5 separate regions of the Homo sapiens genome follow, and all the other regions are linked to region 5. A link is a loop called in an ENCODE intact Hi-C map of the cell type or tissue named here. Cell type or tissue: endothelial cell of umbilical vein. All regions are shown on one strand. Links, peaks and the distances in the headings refer to the core of each region. The heading gives the core; the rest is flanking DNA. Region 1 holds the start of LOC124903463 (a long non-coding RNA gene). Region 2 has its middle 64 kb from the start of MIR3942. Region 3 overlaps AQR (aquarius intron-binding spliceosomal factor). Region 4 overlaps DPH6 (diphthamine biosynthesis 6). Region 5 has its middle 34 kb from the start of LINC02252.

Region 1 (6,016 bases), core at 618-5,617, 100 kb after region 5:
AAAGATAATCTTCAGAGCCCAAATGGCTTCAGGACCCCTGTGAGGGCAGCATCTTTGCATCTAATCCTATCCACAGGAGCTAAAGTCACAGCAGCTCAGATAAGGGTCACGTTCCAAGCTCTTACATACTGCTCTGCCCTTGTCCCTGCAGAGGCCCCATGGGGTGTCTTCAAAGGGGAGCCTTTGGCTGACAAGGTGACTTGTCACCTGCTGCATTTGGGCCTACTCAGCAGAAAGTGCCTTCCCAAGGTGGCACAGAAGGTATAACCCTTTGGACACAGTGACTCATCTGTAATCTCTAGCTGGCTGGGCATTTAAACCAAACCCACTTTATAAGACCAAAGTGTGTATAGTGGGAGGTCAGTCTGGGGCACAGACTATTCAGGTCAATGGCGGCACTGGGACCGGAGCCTAAACACACATTCTGTCCCCCTGCCCTTCTCCAGCAGCACTAGGTGCTCTCTCATAATCTTCAAGCCTTTGGCTCATCTTTTCTCATTGCCCTTTTCAGCCACCATTTTAATCATCTGCCTTGTGGCTTTTCATTCCTGCTGCCCAGTGACACTCAATTCCTTCTCTTTCCCCAGCCTCCTGAGCCAGGGCCAAAGGTTGTTTAAGGTCCCCGAAAATTAACTTCAGTCTCCTACAAGGTGAACTGTTGCTTTCTGGTGAAGCCTCACAGCACCAATGAGCCTGTGAAAATATTCCACACAAAAATAGCCCAATGCTTACCGTGAGAGACACAAGAGTTTTGGTGCACTCAGTCCCAGACGGATCCCTCTAGTTTTCTCCTTGCTTACAAGATGCATTCACTCATTTCCAGAGCTGTCCAGTCCTTTCAGGTGATTCCTGGGTCATTTTGATAATGTCTCTTAACTTAGCACAGTTAGGTTTGTAACATTTACTGAAGGCTACAGACTGGCTCTCTCCTGCTTGCTCACACCAGATGGGGTGAGACAGGAGAGTGAGGAAAGGAGAAAGGGCTCCCTGCTGAAAGGATGTATGTTGTCATGAGTGGTAGGATGCACAACTCCCTGCTTCTTCCTCCAAAGCTCTGTCACTTAAGGGCCAGCCTTAGGAGCCTCGTATCAGTGAATATTGAATGGAACCTCAAGGCTACTCTGAGGTGAGCTCAAACTCTTGGGGGTACCTGCTGTTTGGACTCAGTCTCCAAACAGTCCTCCAAACACAAAATGACCCAAAGGTGGGTCCCTGAGCAGCTCTCCTAGGTTGACCTTGATCGTTCCTAAGCTTCAGAGCCAACCCACCAAGAAGAAAATCATAGAGCCAGCAATCAGCATCACTCTGTGGGAGCTTTTCCAAGTGTCTTGTCTGGGCTATTTTCAGGACTATCCACTGATGGAGGGCACTGTCTCCTCGATCAGTCAGAAGGTTAAGGGCTACATAAGTTACTTTGGGATATTCTATTTCCTGGTCCAACACATTCACTCACTCATTCATTCATTCATTTATTCATTTCTTGTGGATGGATTGGAGCTGCCCAAGATCAAGATTGCTATGTTAAGTGAGGTACAGAAACTCTAATGCATGAACAAGAGGCTTTTTTGGGAGAAAAGATATAGACGTAAAAACTTATCAAATGAAGTGGGAAATAATAAGTATCTAAAGTGAATAATAATAATAAACAATAGCCAACCTTTATATAGCGCCTATTATATACCTGGCACATTGTGTGTGTATGTGTGTGTATTTGTTTTATTGTGAAAAAATACACATAACCTTTTAGCACCTTAACCATTTTTAAGTGTGCAGTTCAGTGACATTAAGTACATTCACCTTGTGGTGCAACCATCACCATTATCCATTTCCACAACTTTTTATCTTCCCAAACTGAAACTGCGCCCATTTAACAGTAATCCCTATTTCCTTCTTCCCCCGGGTCCCTTGCAAACACCTTTCTATTTCTCTATGAATTTGACGACACCAGAAACTTATATAAGTGGACTGGTACAATATTTGTCCTTTTGTGAAGTCGAAAGCACTTTGTATGTATTAACTCATTTAATCATAGTAATGGTCCTATGAGGTAAGTAAAATCATTACCCCCCTTTTACAGATGAGGAAATTAAAATAAATACAGAGAGGTTAAACAAGAAGTAGAAATTAAATATTCAGAGGGATCAGAAAAAGGAAAAGATCTCCCTTAATTTGGTTCTCCGCCCCCAGGAGTCCATGAACCAATTAAAAGGAAGCAAACAGTCCCCTTGTTGGAGGCGCCGCCACCTTGCAAGACCATCTCTGCTTCTATACAAGGGCCGCGCAACTGGAGAGGGCCCTTCTGCAGGAGAGAAGAGGGAATGTGCTGAATGAGTTAAAGTGCCCTTTGTCCACCCCCCCCCCCCGCCCCAGCACTCGGCGGGCGCAGGCTGAGCTGGTGACCCGGGCAGGACCGGAGCCAAAGGATTAATCCATCACAATGAGACGTTCTATTCTGGGCAGGCGGCGCGAGCAGATGCTGGGCGCCGGCGGAGGCAGCGTGCAGGGCTGGCGCTCACGCAGGCCGCCAGCACCCTGCGCTCCACCCCACCCTGCTCCCTAATGAGAAGAGAGGAGCTGAACCCAGACAGCCGCTCCCTGTTGACGCCTTAGGCGTTTCAAAACTAGACTGGCCGGAGCCGATGGAATGTCTTGGGTGGGCCATTCTGAGAAACCCAATTTTCTTGCTTAGGCTATGTTTAGAATCCAGAAAGTCACTTCAATTACCCCACTTTCCTTACAAATCCAATCCGCTTCTTACCTCTCACTCCACCCTCCAGCCTCCCCGCCACTCCACTTGCCCCAGAATCTTTCTGCTAAATCCACTCCCCAGTCCACTCCACGGTGGAACTGGGGGCTGGAATAAATTACCACCCCGGCCTCTCAATTAGGAAAAGGAAATCCACTCAGTCTCAGGGAATTTTAGGGGCCGGAAGTCTAATTTTTTGATGTGAAAGCAGCACTTCTGTGACCTTATGGAGATTATGGCCTGGCCGGCCAGCCCCACTCCCATAATCTTTTGACCGTTTGATCTCCTGCTTACACTGGACTGGGACAGAGCAGCCCAGTGATTCATTCCCAGATTGCACCCTCTAGCTGTGCCAGGGAGGAGAGGAAAAAGAAGGAAAAACAGTAGTTAGATACTGTGGGTTAGAAAGCCCAATTTTGCAATTGCTCTTTAAAAATCAGACTCAGTGACATTACAACACTCCTTTGGAGGTATCAGTCCCTTCCAGGGACAGAAGCATATTTTGGGTCACGGAGAAGAGCATTTTGCAGGTTATATTAGAGATTCTGCCAGAAAATTTAACAAATCTAAAGTCTGCTTGCTTGATTAATTTTTAGGGTATGTTTTCCCCCTAGCTTTATTAGGGTACAATTAACAAATACAAATTGTATCTATTTGCAGTATACAGTGTTTTGATATGTTTATACCAAAGCTTTAAATATCTGAGAGGGATGTTAGGATGACATTTAGAAGGGTAAACGATTGTCTCTATTTTTGTGGGTATTCTTGGCTTCGTTTTAAAAGTGGTTGGGATTATTTCCCCCAAATTTTTTAATTTTGTAATCCTTCTAACATGTCTGCCTAACCCAATTTCTTTTTTTTTCTTTTCTTTTCTTTTTTTTTTGAGACAGAGTTTTTCTCTTGTCTCCCAGGCTGGGGTGCAGTGGTGCAATCTCGGCTCACTGCAACCTCCACCTCCTGGGTTCAAGCAATTCTCCAGCCTCAGCTACCCGAGAAGCTGGGATTACAGTCACCTGCCACCATGCCCGGCTAATTTTTGTATTTTTAGTAGAGACAGTGTTTTGCCAAGTTGCCCAGGCTGGTCTCGAACACCTGACCTCAGGTGATCTCCCACCTCAGTCTCCCAAAGTGCTGGGATTACAGACGTGAGCCACCGTACCCAGCCCCAATTTCTACTTATTGTTTTTCTCTGCTTCTATGTAGACCATCCATTTCTCTAAGACTCAATGATATGTCCTAGAAGATCTTTGGCCAAATGTCAGACTTATATCTTACAGATCCCAGAGTAGGGAGTAAGTACTACAGCTTCTAAAATGCTCTCACTCACATGCTTCATCAATGCAAATGACAGTTCGAAAGACCAAGAGCTTTTGGATTCTACTTGGACTTCTTTTGAAAGGAGACTTGGGCTCATCCTGCTGGCCTCTGCCCTCTGCTAACCTCCCAGGACTCCTGACTGGGCCTATGCTGGATACCAACCATACAAGATGAATGTCTTGCCAAGCTGGATGTGGAAGTATATTTGGTCCTTTGAAGGTTAATGATCAATCCAGACCACAAATGGATGACAGTCAAACACTGCCTTGGGTGGGCTAATGGCTTGTGTTTCAGGACTGAGAACTCATTAACAGTCCCCCGCCGCCTTGTCTGCTCCTAGCGATTGGCCTCCACCTCCACTAACACTCAGCCCTTCCCTTGGCCCTTGGCTTTTTCTCTGCTTCAACCACAGGCTTTCTCTCTCTCTCTCTCTCTGAGCCTCGGCTTCTCTTATAGACTCTATCCCATTCTCATTCCAAGACACAGAACCCCTTCTTATCTACCTGAAGCTATAGTTGGTCATTGGTATCATGGAAAACAGGAGCTGACTATGCCTTAAAAATCATTTATTGCAGTGATTTTTAAACAATGTTTAAAGGAGCCTTGAGATTCCTTGGTGGCAAGCAACAGAGGCCACCGAATATGTGTATGTATGTGTGATGAGTACTCATAGCAGTGAATATTTGGAAAGCAGAGCCTCCAAAAGTCCCTTATGCACACATGCATACTTATCAATCAGAACAAAGGACTGGTATTTGTTTTATATATTGGGGGTAATTCATTGCTTGATTTTTTTTAAAAAAAGATTCTGTTATTTAAAGAAAATAGTTTAAATATCACAGTGATCCCATCCTGCCCCTTCATTATCTGCAGGGGCGCCCCTGAGTGTCCCCAGGTGAGATCTCCATGCCTACATTACTCTACACAGAATAACTCTCTCCTGGTTCCAGTCCCAAATAAAGAGGACAGAGCCTCATGAGTCTATCTGGGCCAAAGTGGGTTATTGCCAAGAATAACCTGGCATCAGGGGATTCAAACTCTTTGCCTTCAAGCTCTGGCATTCCAGTAAGGGCTGACTTGGAACTGTCACAGAGAAACTGGGGGACAGTAAATGCAGTCTAGCACTTGTTTGGAACTAGAGCATGGCTCAAAAATGATCACAATGAATAAACTTTGCTATCAGCTTTCTGTAAATAAATATACACACAATGCTAAATCCTTTTGCATTAGGACTTGAATTTGATTGTACATTCTTGGATACCTAAGAATCTCCCAATACTGCTCTAGCTTGTAACTTTTTTTTTCAGAAAGAGTGTTTCCTCAGATGTCTAGATGTCTGTATATAAGTGAACATAATTACTATTTTTAAGAGGAGGGTGCCTATGTTCTTCATGCTTATAATACCCCCAAGAAACTTACAGAGAACACTATGCATGAGATTAAATTGCAATCCCTAAGGGAATCCCAGACTCACTCTGGATCAACAGTAGTTGCTAATGTGTTTAATGCAGACTACGAGAATAACAATGATCATATTAATACTATTTATGGAGCACTTCTATGTACCAGATGCAATGCTATGTACTGTATATGTAATCTTCACAATATTTACATGGGACAGGTTCTCTGTTCTTATTCTGCAGAAAAGAACACTGATGCTAATATTCAAGAATAAGCATATCTAAAGTTAAAGCTTCAATGTGGCAGGAGTAGGAGTCAAGCAAAATTCATCTGACTCCAAAATGAATATTCTCAATTGCAATGCTAAGTACTGTTATGCTGCTCCTATTGGAACATGGGACACAGACCTCACTAAATGGTGGTGACCAAGGTGAGAGAATATGAGAGGACAGACAATAACCTTATCTTGAGTTAAGCTTCCCTAGGCTTCTACTCTCAATGCCAAGAGATTCCTTTCTCAACTAATAATGATGCGATGAAGTGCAGCATGAG
Region 2 (6,016 bases), core at 620-5,619, 690 kb after region 5:
AATACTCAGACCTCAAGGGTCAAAAAGCTAAATCGAGTCTTATAATTTTGTAGTGGTTATTCTGTTATTCTTGTTTTGGGTAATTGTATTGCTGGAACACTAAGGTTTTAACATCTGTGCACTTTGGATCACCTTAAGCCAGCTGGTTCCTTTCAAAACTGCTCATCTTTTGTTCTTCCTATGTTCTGACCTGGGCCCCTAGCCTTAAGACAGCAGTGTGCTTTCTGCAGCCAGGATATCCTCTTCAAGACTGTCAGACAATCTCAAATGATTGATGTGCTAGTCTGGTGCTCTGGTATTTTTCCCTTTAGTAAGACTCCAGTAAATCTACAGCTCATTCTATAAGAATGCTAATTAGATCACTTTTACTAACTTCATGCATGTTTTTCTTGTTCTCCTGTATCTTTGGAAGTGAGCTTAAAGTTTATAATACAGTGTGTTTCTAAACTGTTTTTTATAATATTACATAGAAATAAAATACATTTCCCACCAAGGGAAATAATTCAAGTGATGCACTCAATTGGCTCTTTTCTTTCTAGAACTGCACCATGCATCCTCACTATGCTTACTCTTATTGGGAGCCTGCTCTACCCTCTCTGAGGTCATGCCCCTTATTGAGTCATGGTGTTCTATCATTCAAAGCCAAAGCAGGGCAGAGTCAGGCTCTGTTAGGCTATCAGGCTTGTGTCTTTGCTGCAGAGCTGTTTTCACATAAAGACAGACCTCTATCAACCTCAGGGCATTAATTCTAAACCTATTGCCTTAACACAAATTGTACCACGTCTCTCAACCTGTTGATTTTGGCTTTGAATTTCATGATTGATTGCCCTTTTGGGGCCTTACATAACCTCCCATTCTGAGGCTAAGAATTGACTTTCTGGCTTCAAACTTTTGCTTTCATTCTTGACCATATTTGGACTTTATCTCCAAATAGGTTACCTCCCTCAGTAAAGTTCAGGTCACTATGGTTTCCAGAACCTGTAATTACCTCAGCAGAGCTCTCTGCAGAGAACACACCCAACATGTTCAGTCTGATTCCAGAAGTCAGGCTCAGACTGAGAAAAGTCAGGAAGCAAAAAGACTGGGTGGATGTTGTCACGTGGCCCTTAAGAACAAAGGCAGTTTCAGAGCGAGGTGGCCGAGAGGAAAGAGAGCATTTCAGGGATAAAGAAAAGTAGATAGGAAAGTCTGGGCAACTTTAGGGCTTTTATAGTATGACTGTGCACAGTACAATCACAAAAATATGTTTAGTTCAAGTCATTTAAAAAGCTGTAATCTAGTATATTTACATTAAATTGTTTCCTTATTAGTGGCAAGAGAAAAACTGATAACCACACAGTAGAGAAACTGGGCACTACTCTGACTAGGTCATCAAAATTAACATCCCCGTTGAGGGCAGATGGATATAGTGTGCCTCCTGATGTGACACCCTGAGAAGAGCACATCATCTCTCACTCTGTATTGGGCACAGAACATGTCACCTCAATCTACCCACAAAGAAACATCATGTAAAACCAAAACAAAGAATTCTCTATTATTAAAGATGGAATTACAGTTTTCAAAAATTTGAATGCTATAAAAGCAAAACAAAGCTTTATAGAAATGCTCCAGATTAAAGGTGACTGAAGAGACTAAATGTAATACCTGATCCTAGGTTGAGTCCTAAAAACAGTCCCGACCCTGTTTTTCCTGAGGAAAAACAACAGTATAAAGGATATCGTTGGGTTAACTAACAAAATTGAAATACAGATGAAGGATTAGAAAAATGCATCAATTTTAACTTTACTTGTATATAAAACAATATTTTTATTTTTAGGAAATTTTTATTTTTAGGTATTGTAGTATATAGGAGTAAAGGACCATGCTACTACTTTTCAAAAGGTTCAGAAAAAATGTGTTGTGCATGTGTATACACATATACATATATGCATATCTTATGTGTGTGTATATATATGCATATATACAAACACACACACACATATATTCAGAGAGATAAAAGAGAATGAGTGAGCACAGTTATCTGGTAATGCAGATGGAGCAAATGTCAGCAACAGGTGAATGATGGTACAAAATATATAGATATGTGAACATTCTAGTATCATTCTTATTCATGCTACTTTTCCGCATGTCTGAAATAACTGCACAATTAACCTCTGAGGAAATAAAAACTTCTGGTCAGCCATGGTGGCTCACACCTGTAATCCCAGCAATTTGGGAGGCTGAGGTGGGAGGATTGCTTGAGGCCAGGAGTTCAAAACCAGACTGGGCAACATGGTGAAACCTCTCTACAAAAAATATAAAAATTAGCTGGATGTGGTGGCGTGCGCCTGTAGTCCCTGCTACTCAGGAAGGTGAGGTGGGAGAATCACCTGAGCCCAGGAGGTTGAGGCTGCAGTCAGCTATGATCCTGTCACTGCATAAATAAATAAATAAATAAATAAAACCTCTAGAATGTCAAAAGCTTCTATGATTTACCACAAAAAAGTATGTGAGGTGATGGATATGTTAATTGGCTTGATTTAATCATTCCACAATGTAAATGTATAGCAAAATATCACATTGTATCTCATAAATGTATACAATTTTTATTTCCAACCAAAAATAAAATAAAGTAACCCTCCCAAAACAAGCAAAACAAAACAATTGTCAGGTATGGTGAGGGGTGGGGAAGACCTGAGGAAGGCAGGGGAATTTTTACAGTAACAGAAATCTCTTAATTTAAGTGCCTGGTGGCCAAAAAGAAAAAAAAAAGTACTTGGATAACCCATAATTGGAAAGACAATTCCTACCGAAATGAGTTTATACCTATACCCAGAGAAGATTCTTTCTTCTTTATATGCCATAAACATTTAGGAGCTGAGATAGTTTGTATTTTAAGGAGACATATGTAAAAATGATTTTAGGTCTTAGTGCTTCTGTTATTTGTACTTCTACACACTAAATATAATAAATGTAATTTGAATGTAACAATAAGAGGATCAACACTATGGAGATAGCAAATATATGCTTATCTGAAAGTTAGCAGATAAGGAAGTACTGCCAAAATAAACAAGCTGAGAGTGAGAACGGACATTCAAAGTACATTATTGTGTTACTGGAACATCTGGTACTAACACTGTCAAGTTTACATACATTCTCAAATGCTTATTTATGTAACAATCAGATGCTAAGCATTCCAGCTGCACTTGTAAACTTTTTATGAACTGAAGTCATATGCACAAGCTCAGCTAAATATACTTCACAGAGGGAGGAGCGTGAGGAAACTAAGAACTCTCACAACTGAAGTCTGATTGCAGTGCAGCCTTCTGGCAGTGTTCTGGACCAGTGTCTGGTGTGAGAGCTAAGCTGCTGGCTCCTAAAAGATTCATTCCATTCTAGCAGCTAGAATCAGAAATGCCTAACCAATGGGTCAAACATAATTTGGCAGTTACCGTTTTTAGACATAATTTTCTCAGAAAAGAAAATGATATCAGGAAAAGAAAACAGAGCAAAGGACATGATGAAGTAGGTCATTAAGAAAGAGAATATTTAATATTCAAGTGAAAAAAATATTTTCCTCAACCCATCCTAGAGCTAGCACAGGTAGAATGACTGATTGTGGCAATGCATAAATTAGAAAAGACAGCATAAAAAGAGGAAGCATGTTTGTATGATAATTATCTCATATCACTCCTAATGAAAATTAGTTGTGTGAAACTTTCCTTCTTAGAGACAGAATTCATAGTAACTGCCTTAAACCCATTTTAAAGAGCGAAAAGGCATAGGGGGAAATAAGTATTTCATGCTGTTTTTCTCCTCTACTAACAAAAGGAAGTTAGATGAACCAATTTTCCTCAAAGTTTGCCAATCATTTCTTTGATGAAATTTCTAGAGTATGAAATGTTGCAAAATGGAACTAATTCATTAAGTTGTTTATTTTCTGAACAGTGATCTTAAAAGTGATTCCTCACAGGTTGAGGTTAAAAAGACATATTTTTTGGTAAAAATAAAATCCCTTTGACTTTTAAGTGCCTGGCACATTTCTGAAAGTTACCTTTAGAATTAATCAGATGTTTCAGAGTGATGTGATCTTGAAATGTGAATATCTATAATCAGTGGGATCCTCCTGTGTGCATTTTTTGGCTGTCAGTAGCACTTTTCTTATGCCAGCTCTTGAAATCACAACTTTTGGGCCTAGAAGAAAACTTTTTTTTCCCCCTGTGTCACAGTAGTTTTAGAGCAGTGACTCAAACTTAGGTGAACATTTGAATCACTTGGAAACCCAGAACCCATTCCAGACCAATTAAATCAGAATGAAACTCATCCATCAGCACCACTTAATTTTGTAGCCCAGATTGAGAACACCACGTAGAACGAGAATGGATATTCTTTAGGGACAGTGGGATTCATTTCACAAAAATGGCATTTTTGCAAAATAATTGAAGCACTAGGCATTCCCCATGCTGTCCTCTAACCAGGCTCCGGAAATTTAAGGGTTATAATTACAACAGCTTTAACTCTTCAAACTCCATCTTTTTGCACATCTTAAAAAGGGCCAGTAAGGGACTGTTCTAGGGTAGGCAGTCCAGCCTTGCATGCTCTGTGGCTTCTCTCATTTTACCTGAGGAACAGTGGGGCGAGAAAAGAGGATCTTTTTTCACTTTTGGCAGGTCACAAAAAAAGTAGCAATTTTTGCCTACAAAACTACATTGCAATTATGAACGTGAAGAAGGGGTTAGGATGTAGGTGGAAGCTTAAATCATAAACAGGACAGGACATAATAACCTTATATGAATGCCTTTTAGAACTACTCAAAACAATATGTCACATATATATAAATTTCTGTGTAATAGTACTAGCTGATAGAATAACCTGAAGTTCAGCTTTAAAAAGAATGACTATTACTAATACTACCTTCTGATTACTAATAGTACCTTCTTTAATGCTCACTGTTCTGTTTAGATCATAAATTGGCCGAGTGTGGTGGCTCACGCCTGTAATCCCAGCACTTTGGGAGGTCGAGGTTGGTGGATCACCTGAGGTCGGGAGTTTGAGACCAGCCTGACCAACATGGAGAAACCCCATCTCTACTAAAAATACAAAAAAAAAAAAAATTATCCAGGCATGGTGGCACATGCCTGTAATCCCAGCTACTCAGAAGGCTGAGGCAGGAGAATCGCTTGAACCCGGGAGGAGGAGGTTGCAGTGAGCCGAGATCACTCCATTGCACTCCAGCCTGGGCAACAAGAGTGAAACGCCACCTCAAAAACAACAACAACAACAACAAAAAAAAAAACCCAAAAAAACCAGATCATAAGTTATACTAAAAGAGATTGGAGAATTATTATTGAGCGGAGAATTCAGTCTAAAAGGAGAGATAAGATACATGAATTATACGTAGTACTCAATAAACATTAGGTGCCATATGATTATGGTAATTATTAATTTAAAAACAACAGGTTTTAAAGGCAATTTACAAGTACTGAAAACAAAAATGCACCCCCTCAGATTTCAATCACATCTTGGCAACTGAAGACTGCTTTTTTTCCTCTACATCTCCACAAGTGGTTATACAGTACCATCTTTGAAAATAAATGGCAGTCTTCTTACTCTTTTTTCTATACAAAAATATAATTCAAGATAATTACAAAAAAATTTCTGTCTTCAAATATCAGAGGAATTTGTCTACAATAAAGCTAATTTAAAAATTATTACCAAATAGATGCCCTCCTTATGACTATTAATCCAAGTTTAGAAATTTACGTTCAATGCTTTGGGACAAGAAAGAAAAAAAGACATACACACAGAGAGCGAGAGAGACAGGAATGGCATTAAGATCTGCTTTAAGTACAGTTATCTGAAATGTTCTCTTGTTTTGACTTATTCCAGAAGGAAAACTTGAAACAATGATTAAATGAGTATAAGTTACAAAGAGGCATATTTTAGCTCAACATAAGGATTTTTAAAATAGAGTTGTCCAACAGAATGGATTGTTTCAGGAAATGATGAGCTCCTTTGCTGAAGATATCCAAATTGA
Region 3 (6,016 bases), core at 514-5,513, 300 kb after region 5:
AGAAAGAAAAAAAGGGATGTATAGAAGGTACCAGTAAAGTAAAAGACATTTTTTTAATGAAACCTTGTAACCACCTTGTCAGCTATCCCAGAATACTCCTATGTGCCCTTTCCTGGTTACAGCTTCTTCCCTTTACCCGAAAGTAACTATTTTCTGACTTTTATAGCAATCGCTATCTTGAATTTCTTTATAGTTTTATCATCCAGGTGTGCATCCCTAGACATGAGAAAGCAACATATTAACCACTGTAAGAACATAAAAAGATATGAAGACTGCCTATGTTCTGAAATCTAGCACAATATTAGTGCACTGGGTCTATCGGAGTTATGGCTCTAGGATATGTCTTAGATTAACCATTTTAAGTAAATATACCAATACTTATACTTGTGATGTCTTTAAAACAGTCACATTTCTTCTACTAATGATGCCATTGTTCAAAAAAGTCCTGAAATTTCTTTTGAAATATACCTTCAAAGTATATCTGAATGCACTTTTGCATATACTCAGTTGTGGCAAATTCTCATCCTCAGAGGATGCGTGAAAAGTGTTTAGATCCAAATCTGGGGAAATAAGTGAACAAACTAGGCAATACCATTTTGGATCAACACTAAGGGTTTACTATCAATAAATGATAATGTCTTTTTTTTGGTGATCATTACCTGCTTTACATAGAATTCAAAAGAGCCCCTAAGAAAAGCCTTTGAAAAACAAAAGCTCTATCAAACACAGCCTATCATAGTGACAAAATGAAAGCTATACTTCATGCATTATAAGGTCTCCTTGAAAACAGTCTTATGGTCAGCTGCAGTGGTTCACACCTATAATCCCAGCACTTTGGGAGGCTGAGGTGGGCAGATCGCTTGAGCTCAGGAGTTCGAGATCAGCCTGAGCAACATGGCGAGACCTTGTCTCTACTAAAAAAAAAAAAAAAAAGCTGGGTGTGGTGGTGCACGCCTGTGGTCCCAGGTACTCGGGAGGCTGAAGTGGGAGGATCACTTGAGCCCAGAGACTGAGGCTGCAGTGAGCTGAGACTGCACCACTGCGCTCCAGCCTGGGTGACAGAGCAAGACCCTGTCTCACACTAACAAACAAAAAAAACCAAAACAGTCTTAGGGCTTTATGGTCGTATTTTTTACAGGGTGATATGTGTATAGTTAAATTTAATAAAAACCCTTAGTGCTAAAGCATTCAAAATACTAAATCTTTTCTAGCTTCTAAAGTTAACTTCTGGGCACCAGGAAATTATCCTAATGTACAGAGTAGACTCAAGTACACTGCCTATAATTGCCAATTATATATGATAAATCTGAAATTGTTTCATTGTACAGCTGAATCCATACTTCTTTACCATACCTTCTCCAGAATAGTACTCAGTTGGGACAATATTTTCATCCCATATAATTTTCTCAGTTGGATACAAAGGCATCTGGTTCAACTGCTGAATCTGAGAAATTCGACGTTCATGACGAGATACCTAAAATAAAGGAAACAAGTTCATGCAGAAGGTTAGAAGCATCTTTTTTCAATCAAAATAATTTATGGAAGAAGTTTCATGCCTATCAGTTATTGTAGCAGTTCAACAAGCGATTTTTTTTTCTTTTCCTATTTTCTCCATAGATCAAAGATGAGAAACAAACCAATGGTAATGGTCTTTGGAATCAGACAGACCTGAGTTCAAATCCCAGCTCCTCTACTTATGAGTACTGTAAAAGCTGGGCACGTTACTTTAACCTTCCTAACCTTAGTTTCCTTTTCACTAAAACAGATAAAGTGCCACACATCTCAAGTTTCCAATGAAATATGAAATAGTGTCAAAGTCCCTGGCACATGCCAAGGGTTTAAAAACCATGACACTTAGCATTAATCAATGTAGGAAAAAATAGGAGCTCTAGGTTTTGGACTATAGTTTTCATTCTTATACTAACTAGCTATACCATCTGGGAAAGTTTATTAATCTATCACCCTAGTCTTCTCACTCTATGTTCCTTTCCATGATGACCTCTGTGTACCCTTAATATTAATAATCTATCTCAAATATGAAAATAAGTGTTACACCGGGTGCAGTGGCTCATGCCTTTAATCCCAGCACTTTGGGAGGCTGAAGCAGGTGGATCACCTGAGGTGAGGAGTTCAAGACTAGCCTGACCAACATGGTGAAACCCCATCTCTACTAAAAATACAAAAATTAGCTGGGCGTGGTGGTGCACACCTGTAATCCCAGCTACTCAGGAGGCTGAGGCAAGAGAATTGCTTGAACCCGGGAGGCGGAAGTTGCAGTGAACCGAGATTGCACCATTGCACTCCAGCCTGGGGGACAGAGTGAGACTCCATCTCAAAAAAAAAAAAAAAAGAAAGAAAAAGAAAAATAAGTGTTTATCTAATAATGCTAAAATGACATATTCTTAAAATGTATCACATTCTCTTCAGTGAAGATAGTATAATTATAGAAAAAATCATGATATCTAAACAATATGTATGTTTTAACTTTTTGATCATAAATTGAATAGTAGAAGAATCCAAAGCCTGGGGAAATCCTTTAGGGAAGGGAGGAAACAAAACATAATGTTGTAGCACTATACATTTTAAAAATTATTTTCTTTTGTTGGAACTATTTAAATTTTAGGAATAAAATTCTAGCCACAAGACCTTAATAGGCACAGGATCAACGTTATCCTCAAACTTATTTTCCATTAGAAGAATTCCTGAAAACAGGTTGGGCACGGTGATTCATGCCTGTAACCCAACACTTTGGGAGGCTGAGGTGGGTCAATCACTTGAGGCCAGGAGTTCAAGACCAGCCTGGCCAACGTGGCGAAACTCTATCTTCTACTCAAAATACAAAAATTAGCTGGGAGTGGTGGCACACATCTGTAATACCAGCTACTCGGGAAGATGAGGCACGAGAATCACTTGAACCTGGGAGGCAGAGGTTGCAGTGAGCTGAGATCACGCCACTGCACTCCAGCCTGGGCGACAGAGAGAGACTCGGTATCAAAAAAACAAAACAAACAAACAAACAAAAAAACAAAAAAAGAAGAAGAATTCCTGAAAAAAATCCTCATTTCTTTCTATTGCAAAGAGTTATTATTAATTCCAAAAACCTTACTCATGAGAGGTTTTACATTGTCAGAAAATAGCACAGGAATTTTTAGGAACTGAAAGAGACAATGAAAGTGATTTGCATATAAATAGTTGCTAATAGAATGATTCATCCAGAAAGTAGTTCGAAGAGATAAAATACTTGAGTAAAGAAATTCGAAAGATGAGAAAACAAAAAATCAAATGATAATACAATTCCAAAAACAAAATGGGAATTATCTGCCTAATCTTTGGCCCACAAAAAAATCTATATGAACCTACATCTTTAAGAATGACTTTAAAAGGCAAGGAAAACCACATGCAAAATTCAGAGAACATTAATATTTACCAGCAATTCTAGAAGAAATTCTTTATCAAAAGTTGTGTCTTCATTTTTAGGAAGAGTTGGCAACAAGCAGAGGTATGATGCCACCTGGTGGAGTGTGTTTGAACTGCAGAATAGAGAACAATATTTTATTCATAGTAACTTACTTCACTTCACTTTTGAAACATGTATTTTTACAAATAGCTTAAAAAAGCAAATATAATACTATGACATGGGCAGCAAATATCAAAAACCAGCAATGAAAATTAAGGCTTTAGTGCAGGGTTCTCAAAATATTTTCTGCAAACCTCTCATTGTACCCAAGATCCTTCTGGGCAGTCCCCAAGAACACTTTTAAATATTAATACCGGCAGGGCAAGGTGGCTCAGGCCTGTAATCTCAGCACTTTGGGAGGCCGAGGCAGGCAGATCCCGGGGTCAGGAGATCGAGACTATGCTGGCTAACATGGTGAAATTCCGTCTCTACTAAAAATACAAAAAATTAGCCGGGCGTGGTGGCGGGCGCCTGTAGTCCCAGCTACTCGGGAGGCTGAGGCAGGAAAATGGCGTGAACCCGGGAGGCGGAGCTTGCAGTGAGCCGAGATCGCGCCACTGTACTCCAGCCTGGGCGACAAAGCGAGACTCCGTCTCAAAAATAATAACAATAATAATAACAATACTAAGACATTGTTTCACAGTTTTATTTAAGAATGTCCTTGATGAAGCAGTAAAAAAAAATTAATACTATTAAATTTGGACTCGAGTACCTGTTTTATTTTAAATTCTGTGACAAAATGGGAAGTACATATTTTGCACACAACTTTTACTTTAAAAAACAACAAACTGTTGGACCGGGTGCAGTGTCTCACACCTGTAATCCCAGTACTTTGAGGCCGAGGTGGGCGGATCACAAGGTCAGGAGTTTGAGATCAGCCTGGACAATATGGTGAAACCCCGTCTCTACTAAAAATACGAAAATTAGCCAGGCGTGGTGGTGAGCGCCTGTAGTCCCAGCTACTCAGGAGGCTGAGGCAGGAGAATCGCTTAAACCCAGGAGGCAGAGGTTGCAGTGAGCCGAGATTGCACCACTGCACTCCAGCCTGGGCAAAAGAGCGAGACTCCATCTCAAAAAAAAAAAAAAAAAAAATGACAAACTGTTTATACCAGCCTTGGACAAATGGCCAATTTTTTTTCAAATTTCAAATTTTGAATGAAATAAGACTATAATTTCAAGGAAAACAACTATCAGTATTTGCTGTCAATGATAAAATTTGAACTTCCATGTGAACGTGAAAAATTAGAATTTTGGAAAACTGGTATTTGCCACCATGAGCTTCATAGCTTTCCACTATTTAACTGGTTTCATCACCTCCCCAAAATCCCTTATGCTAATTTATAGCAAATCCTCCTCTCCATCCCAGCCCAGCAACCATAATCAGTTTTCTATTTGTAATTTTATCTTTTCCAGGAGGTCAAATAAATGGAATCACACATTAGGTAGTCTTTTTTCTTGCTTGTTTTTTGAGACGAGTCTCACTCTGTTGCCCAGACTGGAGTGCAGTGGCATGATCTCAGCTCACTGTTACCTCCACCTCCCGGGCTTAAGCAATCCTCCCACCTCAGCCTCCCGAATAGGTGGAACCACAGGTGCCCACCACCACACTCGGCTAAATTTTTGTATTTTTGGTAGAGACGAGGTTTCACCATGTTGCCCAGGCTGGTCTCAAACTCCTAAGCTCAAGTGATCTGCCTGCCTTGGCCTCCCAAAGTGCTGGGATTACAGGTGTGAGCCACCATGCCTGGTCTTAGGTAGGTAGCCTTTTGAATGGCTGCTTTTACTTAGCATAATGCATTTGAGCATTTGAGATTCACCCACACTGTATATTTATCTGTAGTTGGTTCCTTTACGTTGCTGAGCAGTATTTCATGATACGGCTGTATCACAGTATGTTTATTCATTCAACAGTTGTGGGATATTTGTGTAGTCCAGTTTTTGACGATTTTGAATAAAGCAACTATATTCATTTTTGTACATATTTTTGTGTGAACATAAGTTTTCACTTTTCTTGAATATATCTGTAAGTGGAAAATACTGGATCATAATGTTAAGTTCATGTTTACCTTTATAAGAAACTCAAATTTTTCCAAAGTGGCTATCCCACTTTGAATTCCCACCAGCAATTATGAGAATTCCAATTGCTCCACATCCTTGCCAAGAGTCAATATTATCCGTTTTGGGGTTGTTTTTTGTTTTTTTGGTTTTGTTGAGACAGGGTCTTACTCTGTCATCCAGGCTGAAGTACAGTGGCAAGATATAGCTCACTGCGGCCTCGATCTCCTGGGCTCAAGCAATCCTCCTATCTCAGCCTCCTGAGTAGCTGGGATTACAAGCATGTGCCACCACGCCTGGCTAATTGTTTTGATTTTTAGTAGACAAGTCATCCTTCCACCTCAGCCTCCCAAAGTGCTGGAATCACAGACGTGAACCATTGTGCCTGGCCTTATCCATTAAAAAAAAAACAAATTCTAATAGGTATGTAGTATCTTCTTATGGTTTAAATTTGCATTTCCCCAATGACTAAACATGTTAAGCATCTTTCCATGGGCTTATTGA
Region 4 (6,016 bases), core at 596-5,595, 820 kb after region 5:
GGATCTAGAACCAGAAATACCATTTGACCCAGCAATCCCATTACTAGGTATATACCCAAAGGCTTATAAATCATTCTACTATAAAGACACATGCACATGTATGTTTACTGCAGCACTATTCACAGTAACAAAGACTTGGAATCAATCCTAATGTCCATCAAAGATAGACTGGATAAAGAAAATGTGGCACATATACAGCATGGAGTACTATGCAGCCATAAAAAAGGATGAGTTCGTCGCCTTTGCAGGGACATGGATGAAGCTGGAAACCATCATTCTCAGCAAACTAACACAGCAACAGAAAATCAAATACCACATGTTCTCACTCGTAAGTGGGAGTTGAACAATGAGAACACTTGGATACAGGGAGGGGAACATCACACACCAGGCCCTGCTGGCGGGTGGGGGGTTAGGGGAGGGATAGCATTAGGAGAAATATCTAATGTAGATGATGGGTTGATGGGTGCAGCAAACCACCATGGTACATGTATACCTATTTAATAAACCTGCATGTTCTGCACGTGTATCCCAGAACTTAAAGTATAATAAAAAAAATGATGAGCTCATATATGTATGTGTGTGTGTATACATATATATACAAACACAGTGGGAGAAGGACAGAACCAGGAAATCACATATCTAAATGTAAGAGCTAAAAGTATAAAACTCTTAGAAGAAAACATAGGAGTAAATCTCGTGACATCAAGTTAGGCAATGATTTCTTAGAAATAACATCAAAAGAACATGTAATCAAAACAAAAAAATGATAAATTGGACTACGTCAAAACTAAAAATGTTTATGCTTCAAAGGACACCACCCAGAAGTAAAGAGAAAACCCACAAAATGGGAGAAAATATTTAAAATCACACATTTGATAAGAGACTTATACTCAGAATATATATTAAAGAAAACCTACAATGCACTAAAGACAAATAATTAAAATATAGGCAAAGGATTTTAATTGACATTTCTCTAAAGAAGATATACAAAGGGCCAATAAATGCATGAGAAGATGGTCAACATCATTAGCCATTAGAGAAATGCAAAATAAAACCACAATGAGATAAGACTTTACATTCACCATGATAGCTATAAGAAAGACAGAAAATAATTAACTGTTGGCTAGGATGTGAAAACCTGGAACCCTCATTCATTGCTAGTGGGAATGTAAAGTGGTACAGCCACTTTAGAAATCAGTTTGGTGGTTGCTCAAAACGTTAAACATAGAATTATCATATGACACAGAAATTCCACTCCTAGGTATATACCCAAGAGAAATGAATATATAGGTCCAAAGAAAAACTTGTACACAAATGTTCATAGGAGCATTATTCATAATAAAGAAAAAATGGAAATGACTCAAATGTCCATGGACTGATGAATGGCTAAATAAACGTATCTTTGTAACAGAATATTATATGGCAACAAAAAGAACTCAATTATATATGCTATAATTTGGATGATTCTTGAAAACATTATTCTAAGTGAAAGAAGCCAGTCACAGTGACCACATATTGTAGGATTCCAATTATATGAGATATCCAGAATAGGCAAATCTATAAAGATATGAAGACACAAAGTCCTCATGGTGCTTAAAGCTGGGAGCAGTGGGGCAGGGGTTGGAGGCAACTTGAGAATGATTACTAACGAGCATGAGATTCCTTTTTGGGGAACACAAATTCTAAAACTAGACTGTGGTGATGATTGCACAACCTGTGAATACACTAAAAAAATTGAATTGTACATTTTAAGTGGGTGACATGCATAGTGTATTAATTACATTTCCATAAAACTTAAAACATAAGGAATGTGTAGTCATAGTAGCTATATGCTCAGACAATACAGATAAAAAGATCTCTTAAAAATGAGAGGGGAAATTCATAAAAGCACATACAAAAAATTCTTTTTAACTGTTCTCAGAAATTATATCATCAGTAGTGGCATTAGCATTGTTATTCTGAAATTGTCTCATATATTGTTACCATTTTAATATAATATCTATATCTATTGGTATGCTGAGTCCCAACAAGAGTTCTCTGGAGCAGAACACATTATTATTTTTATTACTTACAAAGAATAAGTAAATAATACTGTTCTGACTTTTCTCTGCCCCAGCTCTTACTCCAGGAGCAAGGTGATGAGAAAGAGATATAATCTTGCAAGTAATTTCATCTACCACAGGCAAGGGGTCTGGAAAAATAAATCTGAGTACTGATTTAGGAAAAAAGAGGCAGCTGTTGTCCCTTCCCTTCTGAGAGTTTCCTTGGAAAAGTAAAGGGAAGGATATGTGCTTTCACACTTTGGAATGTAAATAAATCTTCCTGAGGGGAAAAACTAGTGTCTCCAGCTTTACTACCCAAGAAATGTCTCCAAGGTCCTGGTCTCAACCCTTCCTTTGAAATGTAAACAGATACCTCTAGAAAGGTAAGTCTCTCTGGAGTTTTCACTTAACTGTTCAGTCATAAATTAAGTTCTAAAGCTCATCTTTTAGCCTAGGTCCCAAGTTTCTGTAAAATTTGCTCAGAAGGTCCTAACTGTGCAGAAACATAAGGATATGTTCTCTACAGCCCCACATACAATGTGATATTTATTTTATAGTGTAATACAAAATAAATATGAAGTTGAGTTAAACCAAGATAACAGCTTGTCAAATCAGACTCAAACAAATTGGACACCTTACCCAGTTTCAACCTTTTCTGATAATTTCAAGAAGAGAAGTAATCAGGCAGCCTAACAAATAAGGTAGAGTTCCAAGACCATCAGAACAGCTCTCCAGGTCCTTCACTGCTATACTCTGGCCCAGATTGGCACATGAGGTCAACTAGAATCACAATACCATTCTCTGTTTCTTCCCAACAAAAACAACCTTTTTAAATGCACATTCATAGTCACAGTGACTAGGTTAGTGACTAGAGATTATTGTTCAATAAATTCGGGATTCCATTTGGCTTGAGGATATAATTATACATAGCATAGTATAGGTTTTAAAAGTTATTGGCTTCCAGATGTCATTATGCAACAAGCTCCCTTCAGGATAACATAATGTCATTCCTTTATCCTTCCAATTCTAATCAGTGTAGCATGAGAAAGACAAATTCCCTTTTTATCTGTGATACTTCGGCCATTGGAGAACAAATATAAAGGCCACACTGTTCAGCAATGTCCCATAATTTAGGCTAACCATAGTGTTTCCATAAGTGGGCATCCTTAGCTTGGCTACTAGAACTGCTGGTCATTGATCTTTAAAAACAACAACTTCCATAGCAATTGGAATATTCAAGAGTCTTTCTTCAATATTAGCTTGGCTACTAGAACTGCTGGCAATGAATCTTTAAAAACAACAACTTCCATAGCAATTGGAATATTTAAAAGTCTTTCCTACATAAGAGTATAAGCCCTCTTCTTGCACTGTTGACCAATATGATGTTCCATTAAATACTCTATGAGTCCAGTCATTTAAAGCTTTCTTGTCCCTCTAGGGCCATTTCCAGATGCAGCCAGTCTCCTGGAAGAGAGCTCCCTCTAGTGTCTCTATTTGGATTAGCAAATCCTTTTCATCACGAGCTTTCAGGAACATTATTTTGGTCTGATTTGGTATGATATTAGTAATGGTCCTCAAGACCATTACTAAAAATGCCTTCAGAATATCAAGACAGCAGAGACAATACTCATCAAGCAACAACATGGGTTATTACTGTGGTACATTAGTAAAATTTGTACAATTTAGAAAAATAGTTTGCACACATACAAAAAAGTATCATGAGATTGTCATTTGGTATATTATGTATCAAATACAGCTCTCTCTGGGTGTGTCATAGGCTTTTCACAAACATACTCTGCATAACTCCAGAGAGGAGTTGTTAGTAACATTTATTCATTACATTACATCCAAATCCATCTCCCTCAAGGTGGTCTTCCAATTCCCTTAAATGAATTCCATTCACATTCACATATTCTACATTAGAAGGAAATCAAGCTGTAACAGGCAGTAGAAATCTGCTCTCCATTATACCTAGGTAGATGTCTTAGCAACATATTGTCTTGATTTATGTCCACAAGGAGTGCAAAAGTCCTACTGTTCCGAATCCTCCATCTGTGTACTTTAATTAGTAATAGTCAAATCATCATCATCAAAAAAAAAAAAAAAAAAGAGATCTGAATGGTAAATAGTTGACCCTTGAACATCATGAATATGAACTGCCTGGATCCACTTATATATGGATTTTTTTTTCAATACGTATATTTGGAGAGATGTGTGACAATTTGAAAAAACTCAACATATGAACCATGTAGCCTAGAAATACTGAAAAAATTAAGAGAAAGGTATGTCATGCATGCATGAAATACATGTAGCTGTTCATGTATTTTATCATTTACTACCATAAAATATATACAAATCTATTATAAAAGGTTGAAATTTATCAAAACACGCACATATCATTCACAGGTGAGAGAAAGGTAAACAAAGATGCAGCATTAAATCATAACTGCATAAAATTCACTATTATTATCTATTGTTACTACTGTATTAATTTTGTAGCCAACTTACATTGCCACTGCGGTGAGCTCAAGTGTTGCTAGTGTCTGCTTAAAATACTATGTGATGCTAATCATCTCTGCATGAGCAGAGCAGTTTCTGTCTCCAGTAAATTGTGTATCACAGTAAAAAGTGATCTCTAGTGGTTCTTGCATATATTTCATTGTGTTTAGCGTAAATACTGTAAACCTCGAGTAACAACATGGGACCCATACGAACTGCCACTAGTGATGCTGGATGTGTTCTCAAGACGCAGAGAAAAGTCATGACATTATAAGAAAAAGTTGATGTTCTGTAGATCAAGATCTGCAGCTGTGGTTGCCTGCAATTTCAGACAATGATTCATTTTGTAAACAGATGACATAAATTTACAGTATTGATAAATACAGTACAGTACTATAAGTGTATTTTCCCTTTTTTTTTTTTTCCTTTTTTTTTTTTTTTTTTCTGAGACAGGGTCTTGCTCTTCACCCAGGTTGGAGTGCAGAGGTGCAAAGACAGCTCACTGAGGCCTTGACTTCCCAGGCTCAAGTGATTTTCCCGCCTCAGCCTCCCAAGTAGCTGGGATTACAGGCACACACCACCATGCCCAGCTAATTTTTAAACTTTTTATAGGCATAGGTCTCCCTATGTTGCCCAGGCTGGTCTCACTCCTGATTCAAGCGATCTTGGGCTCCTAAAGTCCTGGGAATACAGGCATGAGCCACTGTACCTGGCCTCTCTTCCTTATAATTGTCTTAGTAACATTTTCTTTTCTCCAGCTTATTTTATTGTAAGAATATAGTATGTAATACATACAACATGCAAAATGTGTTAATGGACTGTTATGTTTTTGGTAAGGCTTCTGGTCAACAGCAGGCTATTAGTAGTTAAATTTTTGGGGTGTCAAAAGTTTTACGTGGCTTTTTAACTGTGCAGGGGGTTGGTGCTCCTAACCACCTTGTAGTTCAAGGGACAACTGGATAGCCTATAAACCAAGAAATGAGTTGTAACTGTAGTGAACTGCTCCTACATTGAGTCATCAAGGGGCACTCTGCCATTTTATTCCTCTAGATTACATAGGTGGAATCTTTTTTTTTTTTTCCTGAGACGGAGTCTTGCTCTGTCGCCCAGGCTGGAGTGCAGTGGCGTGATCTCGGCTCATTGCAACCTCTGCCTCCTGGGTTCATGCCATTCTCCTGCCTCAGCCTCCTGAGTAGCTAGGACTACAGGCGTCCACCACCACGCATGGCTAATTTTTTTGTATTTTCAGTAGAGATGGGGTTTCACCGTGTTAGACACAATGGTCTCGATCTCCTGACCTCGTGATCCGCCCGCCTCGGCCTCCCAAAGTGCTGGGATTACAGGCCATAGGTGGAATCTTTAAGTAGAGCTATACATCACCAATTTCCCTTCTCTCCAGAAAACACATCCAGAGTGTTCTCTCAACATCAGTTAGGTGAGCATCAAATTTGAGAGAGATATCCAAGACAACAACT
Region 5 (6,016 bases), core at 591-5,590:
TAGCTAGCTCCCATTTGCAGGTTTTGTATATTTAGTTCCAACAGCATAGAAGGGGAAAAGGAACCTAAGACCATAATATTCAGTAGTTTTACAAGCAGGATATTAAAATTCATTTGCAAGTTCTTAGTGGAATTCAGTAGCTTTTGATTATATGTATTCTACTGCAACTTTTTTTTTTTTTTTTGAAATGGAGTTTCACTCTTGTCACCCAGGCTGGAGTGCAATGGCGCAATCTCAGCTCACTGATACCTCCGCCTCCCGGGTTCAAGTGATTCTCCTGTTTCAGCCTCCTGAGTAGCTGGGATTACAGGCACCCGCCACCACGCCCGGCTAATTTTCATATTTTTTATAGAGATGGGGTTTCACCATGTTAGCCAGGCTGGTCTTGAACTCCTGACCTCAGGTGATCCGCCCACCTCAGCCTCCCGAAGTGCTGGGATTACCAGCATGAGCCACCGCACCCAGCCACAACTTAATTTTTTAACTGAATGCTGTTATATATGAGGGTAGCAAACACCTGCGGTCAAGTTTCTCTGGGCCATTTGGAATATTTCAAGAACATTATAGACATAACTTGCATTCCAATTGTTTAAAGAACTGTATGAGTCTGAATGTGGAAATTAACCATTGTTTTCAATGCTAATTTTACAAGACCAATAAGCCTGCAATAGAATGACTAGGAAGGCTACTACCTTCATTAAAGAAAGAAGCTGAATGTGGTGGCTCACACCTCTAATCCCAGCATTTTGGGAGGCCAAAGCGGGAGGATCACTTGAAGCCAGGAATTTGAAACTAGCCTGGGCAATGCAGTGAAACTCCATCTCTACAACAAAAATATGAAAAATTAGCCAGTCCTGGTGGTGCACACCTGTAGTCCCAGCTACTCAGGAGTCCTGAACCCAGGAGGTCGAGACTGTAGTGAGCCATGATTGCACCACTGCACTCCAGCCTGGAAGACAAAGTAAAGTCAGAGACCACAGCCAACCAGAGCACGCATTGCTCTTGGTGGATAAGTGAGGCAAAGCAATTTATACTGTTTACTCCTCTATTTTCCTCTCTTTCCTTGAATTCTTCTAACATTTGTATTTTTATAGCATTGTATCCACAAAATAATGATATCGATGGTGTGGTAGTGTGCTGCTCCACAGGCACATAAATCATCTGACTCAAAGAAATGAAAATCTGGACATTATGATTCCTTAGTGAGCATGATGTGATGTATCCTCCCTCCAGCTGCTGTCAATGACACCACCAGGCTCAGCTCCGGCTCCTCCGGTGCCTCCACACCATAAATGAGACTCAGTTTCTCACTTAAGACTAAAACAGTGCTTCTGTCTAGATCTGTGTTTTTCTACCATTTCAGTTTAGTTTCCACGTACATAAAATTCATTTTTTCATGAGTTAGACATATTTTATTTTTCCTAAAAGCAAGTAATTCAAATGAAACCACCTCTTTCTCCACTTCCTTCTTTGTTTGTCTACTTCTTCTTCCTTCCCTCATGCCACTCCTCCCTCCCACTTCCTCTACTTCCCCTGGAACATCATGAAACACTGTGCTTGCTGATATATTGTATTTGGTTATGTTAGGAGAGCAAAGGAGTATAACATATTGTTCCATTCCCTGGGAAGCTTACCTAGCTAGATAATATTACAAAATTTTAAGTGTTCTGATCCTCAGAAAGATGAGAGGGAGAGATCAGTAAGGCCTAGGTTAGCAAGGACAGGCTTCATTTAATAAATATTTAATGATGATTTACTGTGTGTAATTTATTTGCATGTTGACTGCCCTGCCTCCCAACCCCTCACCGTTCTGCTACTGTAAGCTCTTCATGTGCAAGTATTGTGTTTGTTTTTTCCAAAATTGTATACTGTCTACCTGTGATACTCAAGGTGGGCACTGGAAAGTATTGTTGAGTGAATGCATAAAAGAATGGCAATTGGAGAATTCTAGGTTTTGCTTCTTTCTTTCAAGGAGATGGTACTTCCGTAGGGAAGCATCACAGGAAGAATGTGATGGATTTGCTTTCAGGGAGGGAAAGGATGCACTCAGTTGGGGTCACTCATTGCTGTTTCCTATTTTGTCTAGTTTAAGAAAGGATGAATTCACCCAGCATTGAAATCAAGTGAAAGGTAATTTACTACTTAGTCATTTATGTGTTTTTATCCCAGCATCCAGCTGTTTCCTGGATCATATTTTATTACAGTTTTTATTTATAGTATGTCTTTGCAAGAAAAACATCCGGTGCAGCAGGGCTTAGCAGTTGGTGTGTAATAATGTGTATTTTAAAGCTACATAGAAGACACTTTTTGCAAGTTTCCCTAGAACAGTGAGAGTATCAAATCCCCTTCCCCATTTTTAAAGCTGTGAAGGATTTCCCTTGAGATTTATGGCTTTAGTACAATGGAAAGTGGATTAGACTTGAGGTTAGTGATCACATGTCTGAATCTTCACCCTATCACTTCTTAGCAGTGTGGACTTGGTAAATTAATTAACCTGCGTATGGCTCAGTTAAAACTTGCCTCACAAGTGAGAAGGCGTGAGAGTTAAAGGAAAAAAGATGTCAAGTGTCTGTACTAAGAACATGTATTTTTCTTTTTCCATCTCTCCAGTATAAACAATTTTTGTTCTGGAAGTCTATTATTGCAACTTAGGAAGTAATTTAAATTATTTCATCGGTGTTAATTCTGAATTTTAGCTTCATTTTAAACACTTTGTAGGAATGCCCATATCATATACCTAGTCCATTTTATTTTGTGATTTCTCCAAAACACCAAAATGCAATGCCAGCTCTCAACATATTGTTCTGTCTTTCGACAGGGATTAGAACTCTCTTGGATTATAAATGCATGGATTGCACAGAACATTTTCATGGTACATAATGGGAATGAATTGTTCTTCAAACTTATTTTAGTCCAAAAAAGAACAAATGTTACAAAAGAATCAGGATAATAGCTACATTTTTTGGAATCCTTCCTTATAGCATTTATTTTCAGTTCTTTCAGAGAAGCTCATGGAAATGCGCAGTCATGTCTGTAGATGGCATTCTTGTACCGGATGAAATAAAATGGTAATTAAGTATGCGAGATCTTTCCCAGAACAGTCAACCTGTTTAGTGTTAAGTGCATGCTTAACAATCCATGATACCCATTTTTGGAATTAGGAAATAATGCGTGGGAAGTCGAGATGTATTTTTGGGAAAAAAATAGAGATCAAATACAAACTGATGGGTTCTATAATAATTGTGGTTTTTTTTTTTTAAAGTGTCTTAGAGGAGAAAAGTTGAAAAAGGGTCAAGATGAAAGGCTTCACTTTTATTTTCTGGAAGCGTTTAATTAAACCATAGAGGACCACAACTAATAGGACTGTGGACTGGTCAATGTCAGCCCTAAGCCACCCCAAAATAAAATTCTGCAATATCCCCCATTCCTTTAACATACCTTGTGTGATAAAGAACTTTTTATACATTTTTTTTATTTCTTTATGATTAGCTTTTTCCTGGTTTATGTAAACTGTTCACATATTTTTTCTTTCCTTTTTTTTCTTGAAAAAAAAAACAACAACTGTAATTGGATTTTTGTGTTTCTAATCCTGGCCAGGGTACTAATATTTTGTTGTCGTATATATTTTTGTAGTTTATGAAACATTAAGAAAAATTTCACCTAAAAGGGTGTTTTAATAGTCTGATTATTGGAATAAATTATTGGGATAAAAGTGCACTCTTGTCCTGGAAACTGGCATCTGGGGAACAGCATTACCTACCACATATGATCTAAGACATGTATATGTTGTTTATTCTAAGTTGCCGTTGGTACAAAGAGATTTGAAAACAAGCACCATATTTTTTCCTCCTAAGAACTGTAATTCCTTTGTTTATTTTTGTTTACCAGAATGTCCAGGGGCCTGTATATCACAACTGCTGGGCTATATCCACTTCCACCAAATCAGACTGGGACAAATATTTCATCAGCCTTCACTGTTAGCAAATAACACCCAAGTTTTTATCTCTATTTATTATGAACAATGATAATAATTGTTATACATAGCTGACATTATTAAAAAGACCCAATATTACATAAACGTGATCATAGCTACAATTATGTAAATGTTCTAGTTCTAAGATTATTTAAATTTAGCTTTGTGTAGAGAAGCCATGCTGCATAGTTTTCTTTTGGTGTTCAACGGAGAAAAATATGATATATACAAAAAATGAAACGCTGGGTCTCATTGGACTGGTGGAGATAGCCATGGTGAGATCGAGCATTGATTAAAAGATATTTTAGCACCACCAAGTACTAAGTTCTGTGTTAGGCCCTGCAGAAACAAAACTGGGAAAGATGTAGTCCCAGCCCTTGAGGGTCAATAACTCAGTGCAGGGGGCAGTAACATGTAAAACCGTAATAAGACAAAGCCAGCATTATAAGATATATAAATACAGGATGTTTTAGAGTCAAAGAGGACACAACTAATTTTACTTGAATGAGTTGAGTCAATCTTCATGTGTTGGAACTAAGTCTTGAAGATAGTCATCGGAAGATTTTTTCAATTTACATTTTTTTCCAATGGTTAAATATGACACATAGTGTAAAATATATATGCGCCATTTAATGGATGCATATAAAGTGAACATTATGTAAACATCATCAAGTTAGAAGACAGTGCAATGAAACATCGCCATCTAGAAACATGGGCGTATTACCAGATTGCAAACTCTTGTTTCCTCCCAGATGTAACCAATATCCTGACTTAACTGAGAATCATTTCTTTTCATTAAAAAAAAGTAATATGCTTTTTTTTTTTTTTGACGGGGTCTCGCACTGTAGGCTAGGCTGGGCTGGAGTGCAGTGGAACAATCTTGGCTCACTGCAACCTCCGCCTCCCAGGTTCAAGTGATTCTCCTGCCTCAGCCTTCCGAGTAGCTGGGATTACAGGCACCCACCACCACACCCAGCTAATTTTTTGTATTTTTAGTAGAGACGAGGTTTCACCATGTTGGCCAGGCTGGTCTTGAACTCCTGACCTTGTGACTCGCCTGCCTCAGCCTCCCAAAGTGCTGGGATTACAGGTGTGAGCCACCATGCCCGGCCGTATGCTTTCTTAAATAGCAGAGTTTTGCCTAGTTTTGAACAGCTACCATACTATATGGATTATTTTGTGTCTGGCATCTATTTTGTTTGTAAAATCCATCTATATTATTGTATACAGCTGTGATTTATTCATTTTAATTGCTGAATATTTTATGAATATAACAATTTATTGAGCTATTCTATTGCTGATGGATATTTGAGTGTTTTCACATTGGGGCTATTCAGAATAATATTATGGAGAGCTGCCTGTATATAATTGTTGCACGTGCTTATGTTTTCCTACAGTGCACACTGAGGAGAGAAACTGCTGGATTATAAGTTTTGCATACTCTCAGATTTACTAGATAATGTCACACTGCCATTTGATATGGTTGTATCAATTTATATGCTCATGATATGAGATGACATCTCCACATCCTCAGCAACACATAGTATTGTCAGACTGTAAATTTTTTAACCTTGCAGTGAGTTTGTCGTTATATTTTACTTATTTTAATTTATATTTCCCTTATTACTAAAATTTATTGATATTTGCCTTCCCTCTTTATAAAGCATTTGCTTGAATATTTTGCCCATTTTTCATTTAGGTAGTCCTGTCTTTATCTTATTATTGGTAAGAGTTTGTCATTGTCGTTGTTGGTGGTGGTGGTGGTATTTTTGTTTTTAGAGTCCCTATTTAGTTATATTTTTTAAAAATATATTCTCTTACATTATGGTTTGCATTTGCACCATTTTCATGGTGTCTGTGATGCACTAATGTTGTCAGTATTTATATAGTGGAATTTATCAATCATTTACTTTATTATTTGTGCTTTGGGGGGGCTTTAAAATTTAGTCTTTGCCCCAGGAAATAAAAATATGCTGTTAATTATTTTCGCATAGCCTTATGGGCATGCTTTTCACAAAGAGACCTAGAATTGAATTTTAAACA

The links. Peaks named below come from ENCODE experiments on the same cell type or tissue, not always from the same donor. Only the 100,000 strongest peaks of a DNase experiment are listed, where the experiment ranks them.
Region 1: a loop joins it to region 5, with 4 times the contacts of the local background. A loop is called at or near these places in 2 of 110 quality-filtered maps.
Region 2: it touches region 5 in a loop (4-fold over the local background); 2 of 110 quality-filtered maps call a loop at or near these places.
Region 3: a loop joins it to region 5, with 12 times the contacts of the local background. A loop is called at or near these places in 74 of 110 quality-filtered maps.
Region 4: a loop joins it to region 5, with 2.8 times the contacts of the local background. A loop is called at or near these places in 3 of 110 quality-filtered maps.

Annotation. Positions count from the first base shown.
Region 1 is chr15:34,719,585-34,725,600 of GRCh38, forward strand. It overlaps LOC124903463 (a long non-coding RNA gene), which reads left to right and starts at 2,479. Exons shown (of 2, transcript XR_007064579.1): 1 at 2,479-2,653; 2 at 3,950-5,279. RefSeq lists an enhancer at 2,084-2,585. In endothelial cell of umbilical vein, for the core only: no CTCF peak of the experiment used is centred there; DNase peaks (open chromatin) are centred at 2,507 and 3,017; H3K4me3 peaks cover 662 bases; H3K27ac peaks cover 632 bases.
Region 2 is chr15:35,305,817-35,311,832 of GRCh38, forward strand. It overlaps a transcript of DPH6 not described here. Among named protein-coding and RNA genes, the nearest start is that of MIR3942, 64 kb to the right of the region's middle. RefSeq lists a silencer at 2,952-3,246. In endothelial cell of umbilical vein, for the core only: no CTCF peak of the experiment used is centred there; DNase peaks (open chromatin) are centred at 635, 995 and 3,115; H3K27ac peaks cover 3,144 bases.
Region 3 is chr15:34,916,905-34,922,920 of GRCh38, forward strand. AQR (aquarius intron-binding spliceosomal factor) reads right to left here. Exons shown (of 35, transcript NM_014691.3): 14 at 3,428-3,530; 15 at 1,354-1,474. Among named protein-coding and RNA genes, the nearest start is that of AQR, 50 kb to the right of the region's middle. In endothelial cell of umbilical vein, for the core only: a CTCF peak has its summit at 3,510 (motif pointing left); a DNase peak (open chromatin) is centred at 3,517.
Region 4 is chr15:35,441,263-35,447,278 of GRCh38, forward strand. All of the region lies in intron 5 of DPH6 (diphthamine biosynthesis 6), which reads right to left. Among named protein-coding and RNA genes, the nearest start is that of MIR3942, 72 kb to the left of the region's middle. In endothelial cell of umbilical vein, for the core only: a CTCF peak has its summit at 3,533 (motif pointing left); a DNase peak (open chromatin) is centred at 3,529.
Region 5 is chr15:34,618,842-34,624,857 of GRCh38, forward strand. No RefSeq gene overlaps it. Among named protein-coding and RNA genes, the nearest start is that of LINC02252, 34 kb to the right of the region's middle. In endothelial cell of umbilical vein, for the core only: a CTCF peak has its summit at 3,003; DNase peaks (open chromatin) are centred at 2,190 and 3,050; H3K27ac peaks cover 1,834 bases.